Regions from separate parts of the Homo sapiens genome. Here region 1 is linked to region 2. A link is a contact called in ENCODE Hi-C or POLR2A ChIA-PET data. All regions are on one chromosome and are shown on one strand. Each heading gives the region's core, a stretch centred on a gene start or an enhancer-like site at or near the end of the contact. The rest is flanking DNA. Distances are from core to core; before and after follow the strand shown.

What was found. Hi-C counts contacts between places; a loop is a spot of excess contacts on that map. ChIA-PET counts read pairs that join two places held with the same protein, here RNA polymerase II (POLR2A). Pooled maps may share reads with other maps.
Region 1: a loop to region 2 is called in a map of naive thymus-derived CD4-positive, alpha-beta T cell, with 2.2 times the contacts of the local background. The contact joins two enhancer-like sites. A Hi-C loop is called at or near these places in 2 of 168 maps with a recorded cell type or tissue (naive thymus-derived CD4-positive, alpha-beta T cell and posterior cingulate gyrus), 1 of 37 single-sample maps with no recorded cell type and 7 of 50 pooled maps. POLR2A ChIA-PET finds 5 or more read pairs at or near these places in 1 of 52 experiments (HEK293).

Annotation. Positions count from the first base shown.
Region 1 is chr18:13,613,303-13,617,349 of GRCh38, forward strand. The region is part of intron 4 of LDLRAD4 (low density lipoprotein receptor class A domain containing 4); the gene reads left to right. Among named protein-coding and RNA genes, the nearest start is that of MIR4526, 4.2 kb to the left of the region's middle. RefSeq lists enhancers at 492-1,009, 1,949-1,998, 2,029-2,098, 3,036-3,537, 3,159-3,208 and 1 more. Within about 2 kb of position 2,214, at least 8 of the 41 ENCODE cell types and tissues checked have a DNase peak (open chromatin) inside an H3K27ac peak, as active enhancers do.
Region 2 is chr18:13,282,545-13,286,392 of GRCh38, forward strand. The region is part of intron 2 of LDLRAD4 (low density lipoprotein receptor class A domain containing 4); the gene reads left to right. Among named protein-coding and RNA genes, the nearest start is that of C18orf15, 45 kb to the left of the region's middle. RefSeq lists an enhancer at 3,772-3,848. Within about 2 kb of position 2,252, at least 2 of the 41 ENCODE cell types and tissues checked have a DNase peak (open chromatin) inside an H3K27ac peak, as active enhancers do.

The DNA of each region.
Region 1 (4,047 bases), core at 964-3,463, 330 kb after region 2:
GTGGGATGAGAGCCTCAGAAGCCACCACTCTCCCCTGTGGAAATGAAGGTTCCATTCCATGTGCAGCTGTGTTTTTTTTCTGATGCACTTTCCTAAATTAATAATGTGGAGGTGGAGGTGAGGGTGGATTTTAAATGAATCCTATAGGGGGAATTATGGCTTATGTATGTATTTTTTTCCATTTATAGCATGGCAGAGGGATAGACTTTTAAAAGGTTTATAATTGCTCTTACTCCTCTGCTGATTTTTTAGAAAATCCTGTCAGTCATCTTTGATCAGAACATATTTAGGTAAATTTCTTTCTGAAGAGATCATGAAACTCTAGATTCTAAAATGCGTGGTGAGAAGTAATTGTAGTGGATGAAGGCTTGGGCTTTCATAAAGTGAGGAGATGCCACTCCAGCTGGACGGGCTCGTGGAGTCTGCATTCGAGGGATTCCCTAGTCCGTCCAGTCATCACGGGCTGCTGCCCGCCTGCCCGTGCCGTCCAAGGCACCTGGCCTTGGGCCGGTATCAGGTAGCCGCGCCTGGGTCACACCTGCCCTCCACGTTCATCTCTCCACCTACAGATCATAGGGACCGTTTCCTCATTTTATTGTCATGCAAATGTTGTACATAAATACATGGCTATAAACAGGCAGCTCAGAGTAACCAGGAGGCTCTTTTCTCAGTGACAGATCACACCCTCTTAGAGTAGTAATTTTTGAATAATTGTTGCAAAATATGAAAACCTTTAGCAAAACTCCAGCACCACTGAAGTCATCAGGAAGTGTTTGGGAGAATACGTGTCTGTGCTGGATGCTGTTGAAGCAGGTCAGGCCGTTGGGGTCCCTTCGTTCTTAGGGCTTCTCCACCAGCTTCTAAATGGGGAATGCCAACTTTGTGCCAGGCACACACTACCTGCTGAGACACTGTGGATGAACAAGGCGTTGACCCAGGGCTCACTCTGTAGAGGAAGAAGACCAGAGAATGGATACCACCAAGACAGTGATAAGTGCTGCAACAGGGTTCAGAGCTGCACAGGAAGTCCCCAAAGGTAGTGAACCCATCATCGGGGCTTAGGAAAGAGCTTTTAAAGGAAGATAAAGCCAGCAGGTGACGCCAAAAACTGGGTATTTCTGTAGGGTAGCTTTTTTCCCTTTCGTTCTACTTGTTGTACTATACAGTAGAGTAGCCAACCCACCTCCAAGGAAAATAAAATTCAAAATATATAATGTAATCAGTATGATGATAGCTCTTATTGTTTTGCTTCTGTACTTCAAGCTGTGAAGTCATTCTTGTAACACAGGCTGAATTTTCCCCCTCAACCATGGTGTTTAATGAGTGTGAATCTTCATTCAACCATTAAAATCTCCAAGAGTATTTTTATACTAACAGTTCACAAACTTGAGGCAATTATAGTCTAAGTAGATTCCAACTCCTGCCCCCACCCGTCTTCCTGCCACCACCGCCGCCCGGTCTCTGGAGGATCTTGGAAAGAATTTACCAGCCTTTAGGAACATTCAGCACTTTAAAAGTGTCACAGAGCCATAAATAAAGAGTAAGACACCCCTAAGACTGTCATCTCATCACCACACCCGTCTCTGCTGAGGAGGACAGAGACAGGAAGGAAATGCGACAAGTTCACTGTGCAGTAGCCAAGCAGGCCCAGCCAACATGTGGGAGGGTGGGTGTCTGTCCCAGCGGTGGGGCAGGAGGCGTGCAGGGGAAGGGGCTGCCTGGAGGTAAGGCTCTGCGGTCAGCCAGCCCTGGGTTTGGTGCTCCAGGAAAGGCCAGCACGTAGGGGAGTGAGGTGGGGTGCTGCTGTTGGTAGGGTAGGAAGTGACCTCGCAGGGTGGGGCCAGGGCTTCGTGGCCAGTGGGCGGCCATTTCTGTGACATTGCAATGTTCTGCGTGGATCGTTTTCTGGATTCCTGCCAAGGTGTTTACTTGGCCTGGGGAAAGAGAGGAACGCATGAGGGGCCCAGACCTTGCCCCCTGACCCATGATAGGGTCTTTGAGGGCATACATAACACATCTGGAGCTTAAAAAGAATTAAACTGTAGAAATAAGACTTCAGTGAAGGATAATATATTAGTGGAGGAAAGACCAAATGGAAGATGGTGTTAACCATCCCACAAATAGAAATGAGTGTTATATTAGGAGCCTAAGGTGGGACAACCACACTTCCCCAGAGCTCTTTAAAAATAGCGCAGACACTCATGCCTCTAGTATGATTCAGTTCAGCTCCTCATTGAACCAGGGAAGAGACCGACAGACTTCACACCACTTCTTCTGTTCCTGTAATTCTCCACTGTGCAGCTTGGGATTTCCTGGAGATGTTTCCATAAAAATAGAGAGATGCCATCATCACTGTCGTCACTGTCACTGCTGTACAATAATAAAAGAAGGTGCTAGGATGCCTTCCTGTAAGTTTTAGACTAGATGTATTAAAAAGTATCCGGTATTTCCATTGCAGTGACTCATCTGTTACAGCATCATGAACTACAGCGCCGTAGAAGGGGGATGTGAACGTTTGACTTTGGCCTCAACTTCTTTCCTTGCGTGCCCTGCTTTCTAGCACTCTTCTGTGGACATCTGTTACTGTTGAACAAGGAAACTCAACCAGTGGTCTGTGTTCAGAATCCGTGTTAGGCGTGTAGCATCTTGGAAGCCCCAAAGCATCCTATTAATTTTCTAAGAATGCTACTATTCCTGCGGGTTTTATTTTTCTAAACTTTCTGTTTTAACAGTTCTTCCAGAATTCATTTTCTTCTTAGCCTCCCCTTTCCAGCCCACTCCTCCCCAACCCCTAAAAACGAAACCCAAACCCCAGGTGTCTTTCCTTTCTGTGGATGCTGGGCTCCACGCACCACAGCCACCTCCCTGCCCTGCCACGTGAAAACAGGCTGTGGGTGTTTAGTGGAATTCTCCTGTTTAAAATGACTGAGAGGGTGTGGGAGGACAGGTGGGGGGGGGGGGGTTGCCACACACCCCCTCGTGAGCTTGAAAGGGGGTCATGGAGGGAGAGGGCATCTCAATGCAGGGCTCAGGGTCTGGGAATCCTCACACACGTTTCCAAGAACCTGTTGACTGCAGTTTTCACTTTGAGGATCTCCTGGGCCCTGCCTGGGGAGGCTTTGTGGCCCTGAAGAGAGTACAATGCTCATCTTTTCTGTTGCTAGTGTTCTGGCTCCTGTGACTTAAAGACGAGAAGGAGGTCTGTTTCCACTGATGGGTTTTGCCCAGAGTCCCCAGAGCAAGGCTCTGCCGCGTGTGTGGGCCCCGCACCAGACCCTGACGCCCTCAGGGGAGGGCTTCGGGAGCACCCACCGGCCACCGTCACCTGCAGCCAGGGACCAAGCTGCTGCAGTGAGATGACCAGGCTGTGAGGATGGTGGTCTCTGGGACCCAGGTATCCCTGGGTCTTTGTTGCCTGCAGGAAGAGCTGCCTCCTGTGCCCAGGGCTGAGTGCCTTCATGGCTCAGGCCTCATCAGGCTGCCGCCACCCCAGGGCACCCCACGGGGCCACTCGATTCGGTTTGCAGGCTCCTGAGGACAGTGTTCCTGCTCCCACAGCCTCTGAGCATGCCCATGAACTTGACCTGCCCCAGGCACCATGCCACTAGGGTGCCCGTGAACCCCCAGGGCCGACGCTCATCCATGTGCTGTAGATGCACCTGCCACGGCTGGGCATGACTCATATTTGGAGCCTCAGGGCAACAGCATGGTGCAGGTGTCCCAGCAGGGCAGGGCGGTACCTGTGTGTGGCAGGTTTATAAGAAAGCAGTCCCCTTAAAAAGAAAGATGGTGGGGCCTTTACTTTTTTTTTTTTTTTAAGAGACAGGGTCTCGCTATATTGCCCAGGCTGATCTTGAACTCCTGGTCTTAAACAATTCCCCCGTCTTGGTCTCCCAAAGTGCTGAGATTCCAGGCACGCCTGGCCTGGAGTTTAGTTTTACAGAGAGTAATTCCATGCACTGTTTCATACAACTGAGATCTTTCTTATCCTTGCCTGAATTTTAAAATCAGATATATTAGCTCAGAAGATGCACACCTTTCAGTCAA
Region 2 (3,848 bases), core at 1,002-3,501:
ATGATCTCCTTTGATCCCAGGTCTCACATCCGCGTCACACTGATGTAAGAGGTGGCTTCCTGTGGCCTTGGGCAGCTCCACTCCTGTGGCTTTGCAGGGTACAGCCTTCCTCCTGGCTGCTTGCACATGCTGGCATTGAGTGTCTGTGTCTTTTCCAGGCACACGGTACAGGCTGTCTGTGGATCTACCATTCTGTGGTCTGGAGGATGGTGGCCCTCTTCTCCCAGCTCCACTAGGCCATGCCCCAGTAGGGACTCTGTGTGGGGGCTCCCTAGCAGAGGTTCTCCATGAGGGCCCCGCCCCTGCAGCAAACTTTTGCCTGGGCATCTAGGCATTTCCATACATCTTCTGAAATCTAGGCGGAGGTTCCCAAACCTCAATTCTTGACTTCTGTGTACCCGCAGGCTCAACACCATGTGGAAGCTGCCAAGGCTTGGGGCTTCCACCCTCTGAAGTCACAGCCTGAACTGTATGTTGGCCCCTTTCAGCCACTTCTGGTGTGGCTGGGACACAGGGCACCAAGTCCCTAGGTTGCATACAGCACGGGGACCCTGGGCCCAGCCCACAAAACCACTTTTTCTTTCTGTGCCTCTGGGCCTGTGATGGGAGGGGCTGCTGTGAAGGTCTCTGACAAGGCCTGGAGACATTTTCCCCATGGTCTTGGAGATTAACATTAGGCTTCTTGCTATTTATGCACATTTCTGCAGCCAGCTTGAATTTCTCCTCAGAAAATGGGTTTTTCTTTTCTATTGCATAGTCAGCCTGCAAATTTTCCAAACTTTTATGCTCTGCTTCCCTTATACAACTGAATGCCTTTAACAGCACCCAAGTCACCTTTGGATGCTTTGCTGCTTAGAAATTTCTTCCACCAGATACCCTAAATCATCTCTTTCAAGTTCAAAGTTCCACAAATCTTTAGGGCAGGGGCAAAATGTTGCCAGTCTCTTTGCTAAAACATAGCAAGAGTCAGTTTTGCTCCAGTTCCCAACAAGTTCCTCATCTCTGTCTGAGACCACCTCAGCCTGGATTTTATTGTCCTTATTGCTATCAGCATTTTGGGCAAAGCCATTTAACAAGTCTCTAGGAAGTTTCAAACTTTCCCACATTTTCCTGTCTTCTTCTGAGCCCTTCAAACTGATCTGATTTCTGCCTGTTACCCAGTTCCAAAATCACTTTCACATTTTCGAGTATCTTTTCAGCAGTGCTCCACTCTACTGATACCAATTTACTGTGTTAGACCATATTCACCCTGCTGATAAAGACATACCCGAGACTGGGAAGAAAATAGGTTTAATTGGACTTACAGTTCCACATGGCTGGGGAGGCCTCAGAATCGTGGCTGAGGGCAAAAGGCACTTCTTACAGGGCGGCAGCAAGGGAGAATGAGGAAGAAGCAAAAGCAGAAACAAACCTATCAGATCTCGTGAGACTAATTCACTATCACGAGAATGGCACAGGAAAGGCCCTCATAATTCAATTACCTTCCGCTGGGTCCCTCCCACGATATGTGGGAATTCTGGGAGATACAATTCAAGTTGAGATTTGGGTGGCAACACAGCCAAACCAAATCAAGGGTTAAGAGTGGCATTGAGAAAATCAGAAATGCAGCAAGGGCATCAGGGATGCCGAATGCCCTTGTTCATAGTTTGGATTAGAGAATGCCAGCCCGCAGGAAGAAAGTCCCGTGGTGGGAACACCACTTTCAGAGGTGGGAAAGAGAAACTTACCACCTCTGCCACTTCTGCCCATGGCCTGAGACCTGGGCCTCGTCTCCGCCTGCTTGTTGGATTCTGTCTTCTGTGATTAGAGTTTATTAGTTTCTCATCAAGCAGACCTGTGGAGTCATATGGGATAAATACTTTGACGCTTTGCTTTAAACTCAAATGCGCTAGCAGCTCCGTCAGTTCATGCCTAGCACAGCATTGTCAAACTGCTAAAAAGCCAGCAAATTTTCCACCTAAAATTTTGTGGGGGAGGCCAGGGTGGGGGATGTGGGGAAAAGATGTAAAAATAAACCCTCAGATTCTGGGTTGCTTGGTGGTGTGTGTATTTTTCCGTGGTGCGGGAGGTTAGAAATAGCATTGCTTTTTATGGGATTCTCAGCAGCAGCTTGAAAATTTGGCTTTGAGGATTTGGTCTCCCTGTGTGGGTGAGGTGAGTCCTCTGGTGCGGTTTGGGGGGCAGTGCACCCCAGCACCTCCCTGTCCGTTTTCCGCCTTCCTGCCCCTGCTCGAGGCCACCCGGATGAGCTGTGCTCGAGTGTGAAACACGCTTTGCCAAGGTCAGGTTCCTGAGATGACTCGCCCGTGGCAGCTGGTGCCAGTGTTAACAGACTGCATCGCAGCAGTCCCCATAAGTCACATCAGTGCATCTGTGAGGGCAGTCGCAGGGAGGGGCGTCCTTTGGGGATGTGGCATGTCGGACGGGCTGTGCCTCTCAAGCCGATGTGAGACGACCTCCCCTTGACGTCCTGACATTGGTTGGGGGCGTGGGCTGCCCTTTCAAAGAGAGTCCTGAGGGATTCTTGAAATTTGTTATATAGTTCTTACAAATGGAGGGAGGTTGCAGCGTCCCTCTCAAGTGCAGTACAGAAGCGAAATGTGAAGGAGACAGGCACTGGGACAGTGTTTGTAAGCCCCAGGGGCCCAGGGGCATCTGTGAATTCCTTGAAATGTTGCCAGTTCCTGGGGAGAATGCCAGGGCTTTGATAGGATTCTCAGGAGGGTTTTGACCTCCAGAAAGGGTTAAGAGCACTTGCAGTGGAGCACAAGGTGTGTGGTTCATTTGGCTTGGGGCAGTCACTTCAGTGATGGTCAGATTGGAGGTGTCATGAGTGGGCAGAGGGTGACATGGACAGGCTTGCCGAGGACAGTCAGGGGACAGGATTCTGTTGTCAATTGTGTAACTTAACATGGGGGCCATTGGAGGTGTCTGCTGGGCTTTTCCTTTGTAGGCTTTCTTCTTGAAATTCATATAATATTTTAAAGTTGGCGTGCTTCCTGCAGGAGGCTTCGTGGCGATGCTGGGTTAGCTTAGTGAGCTCAGTGCTTGGGAGAGGGTTCCGCTGTGCACAAGGGGTCTGGGGTCTGTCTGCTTAGCCTGACGCTTTAACAGTTTCCCTCTTTTTGTCCTGGGATCTGGTTTGCTGGGGCTGTCCACATTTTTCCATGTCTTTCTTGAAACTCGGGGGTTGTGGTAGGGAAGTCAAGGCTGCACCCTTGTTAGAGAATGGTGGGGGAAACTCAAGCCAGTCCTTCAACTCAGCTTTCACAGCACACTGTTAACTTTGTTTCTCAAACTTTTTGTCCCTTTAAAAAAAACTGTGGTAAGATATACATAATGTGGAGAAGTTGGAACCCTTCTGTGTTGCTGGAAAAAATGTAAAATGGTTCAGTTGCTATGGAAACAGTATATTTTAACCATTTTTAAGCGTACGGTTCTGTGGCATTAAGTACATTCACGTTGTGCAACCATCACCACCATCCATTTCCAGAACTCTCTCCATTTTCCCAAACCAAAACTGTGTACCCATTAAACATTAACTCTGCATTCCCTCTCCCTCCAGCCGCTGACACCCATGGTTCTACTTTCTGTCTCTATGATTTTGACTGCTCTACATACCTCATAAGTGGAATCATGCAGTATTTGTCCTTTTGTGTCTAGTGTATTTCACTTAGCATAAAGTCTTCAGGGTTCACACACATTGGAGCCTATCTCAGAATCTCCTTCCATTTTAAAGCTGACTCATATTATGTTGTCCTTGGAACAGGAAGACGAGAGCTAGAGATACAGTTGGAAAAGAAAGTTAGGGTCAAACTATAGAGTTTTGTTATTTATTTATTTTTAGA